Linked DNA regions of Mus musculus: region 1 is linked to region 2. The links are chromatin contacts, found by Hi-C or POLR2A ChIA-PET in ENCODE. All regions are on one chromosome and are shown on one strand. Each heading gives the region's core, a stretch centred on a gene start or an enhancer-like site at or near the end of the contact. The rest is flanking DNA. Distances are from core to core; before and after follow the strand shown.

Evidence for each region. Hi-C counts contacts between places; a loop is a spot of excess contacts on that map. ChIA-PET counts read pairs that join two places held with the same protein, here RNA polymerase II (POLR2A).
Region 1: a loop to region 2 is called in a map of T-helper 17 cell, with 2.4 times the contacts of the local background. The contact joins the promoter of Wdr35 here to the promoter of Rhob in region 2. A Hi-C loop is called at or near these places in 1 of 37 maps with a recorded cell type or tissue (T-helper 17 cell). POLR2A ChIA-PET finds 5 or more read pairs at or near these places in 1 of 5 experiments (embryonic stem cell).

The regions. Positions count from the first base shown.
Region 1 is chr12:8,971,525-8,976,955 of GRCm38, reverse strand. Wdr35 (WD repeat domain 35) reads right to left here and starts at 2,955. Exons shown (of 27, transcript NM_001159527.1): 1 at 2,777-2,955; 2 at 1,905-2,022. The coding sequence starts at 2,800. Matn3 (matrilin 3) reads right to left here. Exons shown (of 8, transcript NM_010770.4): 8 at 4,928-5,431.
Region 2 is chr12:8,497,350-8,503,124 of GRCm38, reverse strand. Rhob (ras homolog family member B) reads left to right here and starts at 3,116. Exons shown (of 1, transcript NM_007483.3): 1 at 3,116-5,464. The coding sequence starts at 3,493. The coding sequence ends at 4,083.

The DNA of each region.
Region 1 (5,431 bases), core at 1,706-4,205, 470 kb before region 2:
CATTCATTCATTCATTCATTCAACAAATGGTGATATGTACACTATGTCTAGGCACTATGTGAAATTCTGGCTATAAAATAAACAAAACAGTCTTTTCTCCTTCCAGAAAGCTTGCATTCCATGGGAGTGGGAGGGTCAGACAGTACATACATGCAATTATAATTTGGGAAAGTGGAGGCAAAATAAGAAATAGTAACAGCTGGTTAATTAGAGAGAAGTGGGCACCAGGGCAGCTTTTTAAAGAAATAACATCTCAGCTGAGACGACACGTATGGCAAAGAGATTCAGGGAGTGGGTGGTCTCCTAGGATAGCAAACAGCGACAGAAAAGGCTCTGAATCTTTCAGGAACCAAAAGAGGACCTGTGCAGATACAGAGGGAAATGACCACACATGGAGCTGCAGTGACGGCCACAAGAAAAGGCATGACATATTTGAAGGAAATTACAAGAACTTTACAGTTTATAGTCACTTAGAAAATGTGTTAGACATAAAACAGAACACTTAAAACATTTATTTTAAATATACAAATGTTATGATAATCTTAGGGGTTTGCAGAGATGTAAATGATAAAACTCAATCCTTAAGAAATCTGCTCTCTATGATACTATGAGTGGGCTGAAAAGATGGCTCTGTGTTAAGAACACTGGTGCTCTTTCGGAGGACCCAGGCTCAATTCCCAGGGCCAACATGGCATCTCACAAACATCTGTAACTCCAGTTCCAGGGACTGTGACACTGTCACACAGACACACATATAGGCAAAACACCAATGAACATAAAACAGAAATAAATCATTTTTAAAAGACACTGTAAAAAAATATTCTTTATTCTCAAAACAGAGAAAAATCCCTCAAGTGTTCTCTAAAACCAGCAGTTTTAATTATCTGGCTGCTATCTCAGTAAATTTCTCAACAATATAAACACATGGTCTGGTACTGCACTGAGTAAGAAATGTTAGCTCTGGTATGGTAGTATGCATCTTTAATCCCAGCACTCAGGAGGTAAAGGCAGAGAGATCTCTGAGTTCTAGGCCGCCCTGCTCTACAGAGTGAATTCCAGGAACCCAGGGCTACACAGAGAAACCTTATCTTGAAAATATCCCACAAAACAGTTCTCAAATGTGTGTGTGTGTGTGTGTGTGTGTGTGTGTGTGTGTGTGTGTGTGAGAGAGAGAGAAAGAGAGAGAGAGAGACTTTTTAAAAGACCAAGTGGAAATAAAATCAATCAAGCTGGCATGAGAACAAAAATCTGATAATACTGATAAATATCTTAAAAAAAAAAACAAAAACAAAAACAAAAACAAAAAAACACTTTACCAGTAACTGCTGGATCTGAAAGGCAATAAATAAGGCATCTCCTCGGGAGATGGCTGAGTCAGTAAAGAGTTTGCTGTGCAAGTGTGAGGGCCTGACCTCAGAGCCCCAAAACTCATACCTAACACAGGGATCAGATCACGCTCCTGTAATCTCAGAGAGGACACAGGAGGCAGACACAGATGGAAGTTTTCAGGCCAACTAGCCTGTCCTACATGGCAACTTCTCAGGCCTGTCTCAGAAGACTCTGCCTCAGAAACAGTGACAGGAGGGGCTTGAGAGATGGGTCTGTGGTTAAGAACACGTGTTGTTCTTGAAGAGAACCAGTGGTCAGTTCTCGGCACCTACAAACCATCTGTAACTAGTTACAAAGGAAAAGATCCCATGCCCTCTTCTGGCCCCCACAGGCACTACATGCATGTGACACCATAAAATACGTTCAGGCAAAACACCCATACCATAAGAATAAACCCCTTTAAAAAAATTAAAACTTCATAATGACAAATACCATAAGTAGGTCTCACTAGCCACTAGCCACTAGCCACTGCTTTCTACCAGTTTCACACATCTGTACTGGTGATGATCACTTACCTGTCTGTGTCTCGAGTCTTAAAACTTTCAGTAATCCATCCTCACCGCCACATGCTATGAACCCTTGGTCCTTGTTCCAGGATATACATTTCAGCTTCACATTATTGGGAACAGCAATCTGTAAACACGAATCACAGTGATGCTAGCTTTTCACGAAGGAGTTGGAGGATCTCCATCCAGGAGATATAGACAGGCAAACATCTTCCAAGAAGAAACCTGCCCGAACTTGTCGTAGCCCATGTTACCAATCCCAGCACTGAGGCAGAAGGGTGGAAAGTTGGAAGCTGGCCTGGGCTACACAGCAATATCCTGTCTCAAAAAAGAGCATGAAAAAGGGAGAGAGAAACAATAACGCCCTGCAGCAAAATGAACTATTATGAAAATGGCTGTGGTCTTCTTAAATGTTCTGAGCCCTAGCATTCTGTAAAGAAGTGCACATAAAGGAAGGTGATTGCCAAGGAAGCGGGCGGGAACGGGGTGGGGGTGTCTGAACTGAGGCGGGAACTGAGACATAAATTCGTATCGCTGCTGCTCTTACTTCCTTTCCCACACCACACTTATATTTCTCTCTTAGGGCAGACTGTCATAATCTACCTTCTGGATCAACAAGTAGCAGAGGAAAGACCACCAGCGCTTGGTGATCACTTTTTATCACTGAAAAGAAACTTGGCATGACTGGAATGTGGAAGAATCCTGAGAAAGAGCTGCTGGCTCTGCCAAGGACTACCGGAGCACAGAGACCTGTGAGAGGAGATAGGTGACAGGAAGATGGAGAAGCTGCCTGGCAGCCGCCTGCAGTCCCGGGAGAATGCGGGCACCGGCGGGCTACAGGAATGGAGGCGGCGCGACGGCGGTCCCCAGGAGAAACTCACTTTCTTGCTCAGGTAGAAGAACATCGTGGGAACTCGGAGAAGACGACCCACAGCGGTCAAGGCACGCTAATATATAACGGGTTCTACACCTCCATTTGCGAGCACTGGTGGATCGGAGAAGCTCCCGTCGCCTGGCAACCACCGCCGCCCAGTCGCATCCGGGGCGCTTAGAGAACTTCCGGCGTGGCCTCCCGCCCCGTGTTGGTCGTCGTGCGCCTGCGCGGGCGATGGGGCGGCTGTGTAATTGGTGTGGGGTGAAGTTGATCAGTTCTTCAATGCCTTGGCTTCGAGCCTTTCTGCTCTCAGTTTAGCGATCTGCCATGCGTATCTCTCCCAGCGCCGTCCCTTCATCCCCGCCGCTGTGTTACAACATCACGCTAATAGTCGTGCGTCAGGAGTCAGTATAAGCTAAAGGGAGCCCCTTCCAAAAAAGGTCTCAGGAGTTCTGTGTTTTCTCTCTAACCGCTCCACCCGACCCCGACCAATATTCTTGAAAAGAACGTCAGTTGTTGCATTTGGTAGGCTGGCACCATCGGACAAATAAAAAATGGCAGTGCAGATGTGCATTTTGAGGACTGCCTTCTTTGAGAGAACTACAGAGCCCTCTGAAGCAATTTAGGAGTGGGCACTATTATTTTGCGTTGGATTAGGGTTCTTATGGCTGCGACAAAACACCATGACCAAAAAGCAAGGTGAGGAGCTTGAAAGGGTTTAGTTGGCTTACACGTCCATACTGCTGTTCATAATCTAAGAAAGTCAGCAGGAACTCAAACAGGGCAGTAGAAACCTGGAGGCAGGAACAGATGCAAAGGCCATAGAGAGTTTTCTTATAGAACCCAGAACCACCAGCCCAGGGATGGCCCTCCCCAATCAATAACTAGTTTTTTAAAATGCCGTACAGCATTTCAGATAACTCTAGTTTGTGCATCAAGCTGACATAGGACTAGCCAACACAGAATCCTTAAAACACCTTAAAAATTATGTCAAGGGTCCTTGTAATGGGAGTAATATGACCTTTGGGTCATTAAAGCTACAACTACATTGTGGCGTACCCTCCCGTTTCAAAATATGTGAGGTGTTAGAGCTTTTCTATCCAGAGAGTGATTTTTCTATATTTCTCTTAACTTTTTGTACATCTTCCCTCGTGTGTGCATGTATGTGGAAGCACATGTGCAGACCAGAGACCTACATCATGTACCTTCTTCAATAACTTGCCATCTCATTTTCTGAGGCAGGATATCTCCGTAACCTTGGAACTTACAGTGTGGGCGAGACTGCCCCGCCAATGACCTCCAGCATCGCTTGATCCCCTCTCAACACGGGGGTTACAGGTGCAGCACAGCTAACCAGGCTTCTAGGAGTGCTGGGGATCCAAACACTTGTCCTCATGTTTGCAGCAAGCACTTCACCCACTGAGCCATTTTCCCATGTCCCCATTGTCCTTTGGGGTATCCTGATGTTAACAAAGTTCCCAAATCTAGACATTCAGGTGGATCCAGTCCTGTGGAGGTATTTGGTCTCACCCATTTTTGTGTTATTTTTGGTTTTCCTTTTTAACATAATCTGCAACTATCAATATTGGCTCATATATCCTAGTGTGCACTTCATACAGAAGTGTTAAGTTCCCCACTTGAGTCTTCCCTACCACAAGCACACAACCTTTGAACCCTTTGACTTCAGGCAATTGTCTCACCACATCTAGAAGTTAAGGGTCCAAGTGTTTTTTATTTCAGTGTGGATGTTCCTCAAAATCAAACAACAACTAAAACCTAAAGATAGATCTACCATATTATCCAACCATGTCACTATCAGGTACATACCCAAAGAATCGGAAGCAACATAAAATAGAGATGCCTGTACCCCTGTGTTTAACACCACACCATTTACAATAGCCAAGTGGCACAGTCCATTCATAAATTTAAAAAGTGGCATGTGGGGCTGGAGAGAGAATGTTCAGTGGTTATGAGCACTGACTGTTCTTCCAGAGGTGAGGGTTCAATACCCAGCAACCACATGGCACCTCACAACTGTCTGTAACTACAATTCCAGACATACATGTAGGTTGTGTGAGGACCTGACACCCTCACCACACAAACATACATGCAGGCAAAACACCAATGCAATACAAATAAATAAAGTTTTTAAAAGGTGGCATGTATACACAGAGGATTATTATTCAACTATCAAGAAGAAACAGAAGATAATATCCAGACATGATTGGGATTCTGAAAATGTCACAGTGAGGGGCTGGCAAGATGGCTCGGCAGGCAGAGGCACCCACCTCCAAGCCTGATGACCAACCGGATCACTAGAACACAGTGGCGGAAGGAGAGAAGCCATTCCACAAACCGTCCACCCACACACGTCCACATGTGCTGTGGTGCGTGTGCACCCATGCAGACATAAGCACACGCATGCGCACAAACACTAGCTCAAGCACATGCACACTTCTGTAATCACATTTTCCCCCACTGGTTTTATTTAGGAACTTCTTTCTGTTTACCCTGAACTTACTAACATTTTATGCCTCAACAGAGGCATGAGATTAAATTATTGAAAGAGTATCATCACCATTTCATTCTTTCAGTTTCTCAGCTGTTACATATTCAAAAATTATTCATTCCATTCAACATAATATGCTTGATAGAAAAAAAT
Region 2 (5,775 bases), core at 1,867-4,366:
AAGAGCAGTCGGGTGCTCTTACCCACTGAGCCATCTCACCAGCCCCAAATTCATTCTTTTTAATAGCTGAGTAGTACTCCATTGTGTAAATGTACCACATTTTCTGTATCCATTCCTCTGTTGAGGGGCATCTGGGTTCTTTCCAGCTTCTGGCTATTATAAATAAGGCTGCTATGAACATAGTGGAGCATGTGTCCTTCTTACCGGTTGGTTGAAACATCTTCTGGATATATGCCCAGGAGAGGTATTGCTGTAACCGATTGTAAAATAAAAATATTCACAAATGCCAATTTCAAGTGCTTTTTTCATATTTTTTAAAAGAAAAAAGTTATGAATACTGCCACAAGGTGGCGCTAAAATCTAGTGAAAAATTCCAGTGTCTGGTCTGATCTAGTAGGGTGTGATTTACAGCCGCCCCTGGGGGAGGGAGGTGCAGTAACAACAACAAAACCCACAAAACAAACAAAGGGCAGATAAATTAGGTTGCAGACTAGAAATAGATCGGTTTGAAAGGTAAGTATGACTTTGTTCTCCTTCATACACTGAATTTTTTTTTTTTTTTTTTTGGTTTTTCGAGACAGGGTTTCTCTGTATAGTCTTGGCTGTCCTGGAACTCACTCTGTAGACCAGGCTGGCTTTGAACTCAGAAATCCACCTGTCTCTGCCTCCCAAGTGCTGGGATTAAAGGCGTGCGCCACCACCGCCCGGCTTCATGCACTGAATGTTAATAACTCTTGGAGAATTAAATCTAGTCATTGCCTTGCAGTGACAGTGCACTTTGAAGGGTGTGGGGCCTGACAAGGGGATACTATAAAACTCATCAGCAAGTTTGGAAAAGTTAATGCTATAAGCAGTGAGCTAGGTCTTTGAGGCCGCCAGTCCTGTTTTGAGAGAACGCCGTTTCGATTCTTCTCCTTCTTTACTTCGGCATAACTTGCCCACTTTGTATTTTTAGCAATTACTTCGATATAGAGATTTGAGCTTGGAACACCCCGTATGATACGTCTGGAAATCAGGAAGCCGGTGGCCGTAATCCTGCTTCCTGGTTCTTTGTATTTAAGTCTTTGAAAGAAGCACACGGGACAAAGCTCTGGTTTATATTTTCTTAATATTTAAAGCTGAAGGACATAGCCAAGATTCCCAAGCTATATTAAGACCACGGAGAGCAGAGCTAATAACACAGCAATCAAAAGGTTTAACTACGAGGAGAAAAATATGTGTAGATAAGATTTTTCCCCTAAAAGGCATGTGTGGGGTGTGTGTGTGCGTGTGTGTGTGTGTGTGTGTGTGTGTGTGCAAAGTGACTTCCTCAACCAATGACAAACCAAACCATGTGACAGTTCCTTAGGTCTGAAAAACTAAAGCAGAGAAAAACAGAGACTGGGCCCTGCAGTGGGGATAATCCAGAATGCAGGGAACACAGCTCTCCCCCACTGATGGAACACTATGGCTTGATCATATCTGTCCAGATACACAGAAACTGTAACATGGGGATTATATGTGAAAACATTGGCTGCTTGTGTTTGGTCTGATTATAGCAGGATCTGATGTTAAGAACTAAAAAGTTCCACTTTTGAAAAACTGGGTTAGCTCCCAAAGTCATTTACCCCTCCCCGTTGTTTTCTCTCTCTGTCTCATTTGGTTGCCCAGACTGCCTAGACTTGGAAGGCCAACCCCTGTGCGTCCTGTGTGGCTGGGTCTACAGGTGGGCAGGCCTACCACTGCACGGACCATTTTTACTGCTTCTTTAGGGCCCAGCATAGTGCTAGGTCTTCATGATGCTCAGGTGGGAGGAAATCCTGGCCCTCGGACAACTCACAGTCCAGAGAGAGAGACAAAGAAATGGGTCATAAGGTCATCATGACATGGTCACTGAGAAAGCTTTCTCTTAGCTGGTACCCCTAGCCTAGCCCTCCATGAGGACCCCACGCAGCAATGTTAAGCCATTTCCCCACTTTCTTTCCTCCTTTTTCTTTGTTCAGTTTCTCTTGGGGGCGGGGTAAGGCCCTCTTTGACGCCCTTTGCAGCTTTCTGTCTTTCCTATTTCTTACAGTGGACTGGCTTAAATCCTTTAAGATAGGAAGAGGTGTCATCTCCTGCAGGAAGTGGTAATTCACGAGTTAAGACCTGGTGTGTATGAAGAAACTCCATCCTCTGTACAGAAACCGTGTGCCCACCGGCAAGTTCCCTGCGAGGCCGCATGCCTGCTTTCCCAGCTTGAAGCTTTTCATCTGCTCCATGAGAGTTGTTGGGATAGATGGGTTTCCTTGCACAGTGTACTTCAAGCAGTTCTCTGGCTTTAGGGCGAGAATCAGATGTAATGTGGTAGGACTGGGTGAAGGTTGCCTGCCCAAGCTGGGTGCTTTCTTTTTCAGCGGAGTGCCCTGCACCTCGCTTTCCTTTGTCCTACAGCTGTGTGTCTCCTAGATTCCTCCCCTTATCTTCTTCACCCGGAGACCTAAGTGTGGGCCTTGAAGAGAAAGCCGAGAGGGGACTCACCCAGGCCCACACAATTTACTGTTAGCCTTTCTCAGTGAAAAGGCTGCCCTGGGTAAGTGTCAGAATTCGGCCCAGAGCACACGAGGGGTTAGTTATCTAAACAAAGTTAAGAAAGAACGAAACCCTTGGCTAGGTAACAAAACCGTGCACCGGTGTCTGTTTAAGTGAAAACAAAACCACGTTAAAGGCGCCGCCCCTCCCCCATGCTTGATCACCCGTAGTTCGCTCGGAAGCTAGATAAAGCTGAAGCCCTGGGAGCAGCCAACGCCCCACAAGAGTGTAGCTCGTCTCGGAACTGCCCACCCAGACCCGGAGGGCTCCAGGCTGCCTGCTCCACGATGTCGCACTCAGAGAGGCTGCGACGAAGGCGGGGACCCGGCGGCCACACAACCCCACGGGGCGGGTCGCCGCGCAGACTCCACAGTCAACGCCTCTCCCAGCCCCGCGGACAGGGCAGTCAATCAAGCTAAGGCGAACCCGCCTTCGGACTGCAGCGGGCGACCAATCGGAGCCAAGCTCCGCAGCGATGAGCTCAGCCCTATGGCTTCCCATTGGGTGGCTATATTAAGAAAGTGGCCGGACTCTTTAAATAGCGGGCGCTAGGGCCGCAGCCCGCATCTGCCACCGCAGTTCGGTTGTCGTCGTCTGCGCCCCTGTACCCTAGGTCTAGAGTGAACCCGCCCCGGGAAAGAAGCTAGGCCGGGTCCGCAGCATCAGCCATCACTTCGCACAAAGCAGCGCAGCTCCGGGACCGCCGAGGACCACAGCGGCGCGGCAGCGGCGCGGCGACACTCAGTGCACCGTATGCCCCTGCGCCCCTGCCGAGGCAACCGGAGCGCCCCGAGAGACCGCGCCGCCGCGGGGTCCAGGTGCAGTTAGCGAGCCTAGCCCGCAGCGCGCAGTCGCGGGAGAGCGGGGAGCGGCAAGCAACAGGGAGCGGGACGGCGGCGAGGCGCTCGCGGGCCCCTCCTGCTGCCCGCGCCCGGCGAGCTCATGGCGGCCATCCGCAAGAAGCTGGTGGTGGTGGGCGACGGCGCGTGCGGCAAGACGTGCCTGCTGATCGTGTTCAGTAAAGACGAATTCCCCGAGGTGTACGTGCCCACCGTGTTCGAGAACTATGTGGCGGACATCGAGGTGGACGGCAAGCAGGTGGAGCTGGCGCTGTGGGACACGGCAGGCCAGGAGGACTACGATCGTTTACGGCCGCTCTCCTATCCGGACACCGACGTCATCCTTATGTGCTTCTCGGTGGACAGCCCGGACTCTCTCGAGAACATCCCCGAGAAGTGGGTGCCCGAGGTAAAGCACTTCTGCCCCAATGTGCCCATCATCCTGGTGGCCAACAAAAAAGACCTGCGCAGCGACGAGCATGTCCGCACGGAGCTGGCCCGCATGAAGCAGGAGCCAGTGCGCACGGATGACGGCCGCGCCATGGCGGTGCGCATCCAAGCCTATGACTACCTCGAGTGCTCGGCCAAGACCAAGGAGGGCGTGCGCGAGGTTTTTGAGACGGCCACGCGCGCCGCGCTGCAGAAGCGCTACGGATCCCAGAATGGCTGCATCAACTGCTGCAAGGTGCTATGAGGGACGCGTCCTGCCTCACGCCCTTGCCAGCGTGGCTCCCCCTCCTTGGCCCGGTCGCCCACGAACCGGGAGAAAGGGAGACCCATGCCCCCAAGGACACCACCAGACTGCCTGACATCTGCTGGTGGCTCTGGCTGGTCACGCTGAGAATTAGCGTGGGCACCGAGCTCCCCCTTCCCAGTGTCTGTGTGTGTCCAGCTGTGTGGCACAGGCCTGGGCACCCTGCTGAGTGCCAAGGGGTTCCTGAGCATCCTTTTCTAAAGAGCCAGGCCTCAAAGTGTGGTTGTGTGTGTGTACGACTCCCTACACCCCACCCGACTCCTGCCCCACCCCCGCCTCTGGTTTCCCCAGGGGCACGCAGAGTGGTTGCGCCCCCAGCAGGTTTGCTTGTAACCAGCAAGCCACTACTGTTGCTCCATGTCTGTAACATAGACCCCTGGAATGGCGGGAGGGGAGGGCTGGGGGGAGGATGGGGCTGTTACATAAATACAGATTTTATTTTCGGAGGCAGAATGGTATTGTTTAGTGGTGTGTGGGGCGACCAGGGCCCAGAGCAGCTCCTTTCCCAGGCTGGGTCAGGCGCCCACCCATCCAAGCATGAACTGGACTTGGCCATCTTTCCACACCCTGGGGAAGACATTTGCAACTGACTTGGGGTCGAGAGGAAGCAGCTCAGACAGTGTCTCCTGGGCCAACCCCCAGCGAACCTCCGGCAGAGGATCCAGGGTGTGCAGTGGGGTCACTTTTGCCATAAGCGAACTTTGTGCCTGTCCTACAAATGAACATTGTTCAGCTCAAGAGACTATTGTTACTGAATTTATTTAAACGCTGAAGCTTTTTGTTGTTGATGAAAGAGTTCTTTGCACAATTGTCCCATTGTTTGACACCCAGTGTACTTGTCATTTGCATAAGACAGCATTCTGACCACACTTGTATGCTGTAACCTCATCTACTTCTGATGGTTTTTTTAAAACTATGATGACTCTAAGATTACAAAAACAACTAACTTTTGCTTTGTTTTCTTGAAAAAAAAATGTCAACAGTGTGAATTTTTTCTTTAAATTTGTGTAGCATACGCAGTTTTGGTAAAGGAAGGCAACAGGTATTGGGGTCTATTTAAACCCCCCCTCCCACAAGACAAGTCTCTTCTGTGTGAAATTTTCTGTACGTTCCATGTGCAGAGAAAAGCCTCCCCCCTCTCCCCCCCGCCAGCCCAGTGGTACTTCTAAATTGTCTTGTTTTGTTTTTGTTTTATTTTTTTTAAATAAACTGACAGATGACAAATGGTGAACTTATGATGTTTACATAAGAGTTCTATAAGCTGTGTATACAGATTTTTATGTAAAATATTAAAAGACTATGATCATGACATTTATAAACAGCTCCTGTGGCTTAATAGTGTCAGAAGATGTCTGAATTGGGGGTAAGGGAAGAGTTCTTGTGGAGGTCCTTTCTGGCAGTAACTGCAGCCTCTCTATAGTAGTAAATATGGCCATGAGCCTGGCACCTTTTAGGGGCTGGGTGACCCTGAGAGGCCAGGTTATTCCTGTCAGATTCCCGGAGGAGGCTAAGCTTGTCGTCCATCAGACACCCAGAGTGTACTAATTATTGTGAATTTAGTCCCATTAGGTGAGGACAAAGGTCTTGGTTTGACTTCATCTATAGGTCTTTAAGAAGTGTCTGAAGTTTATT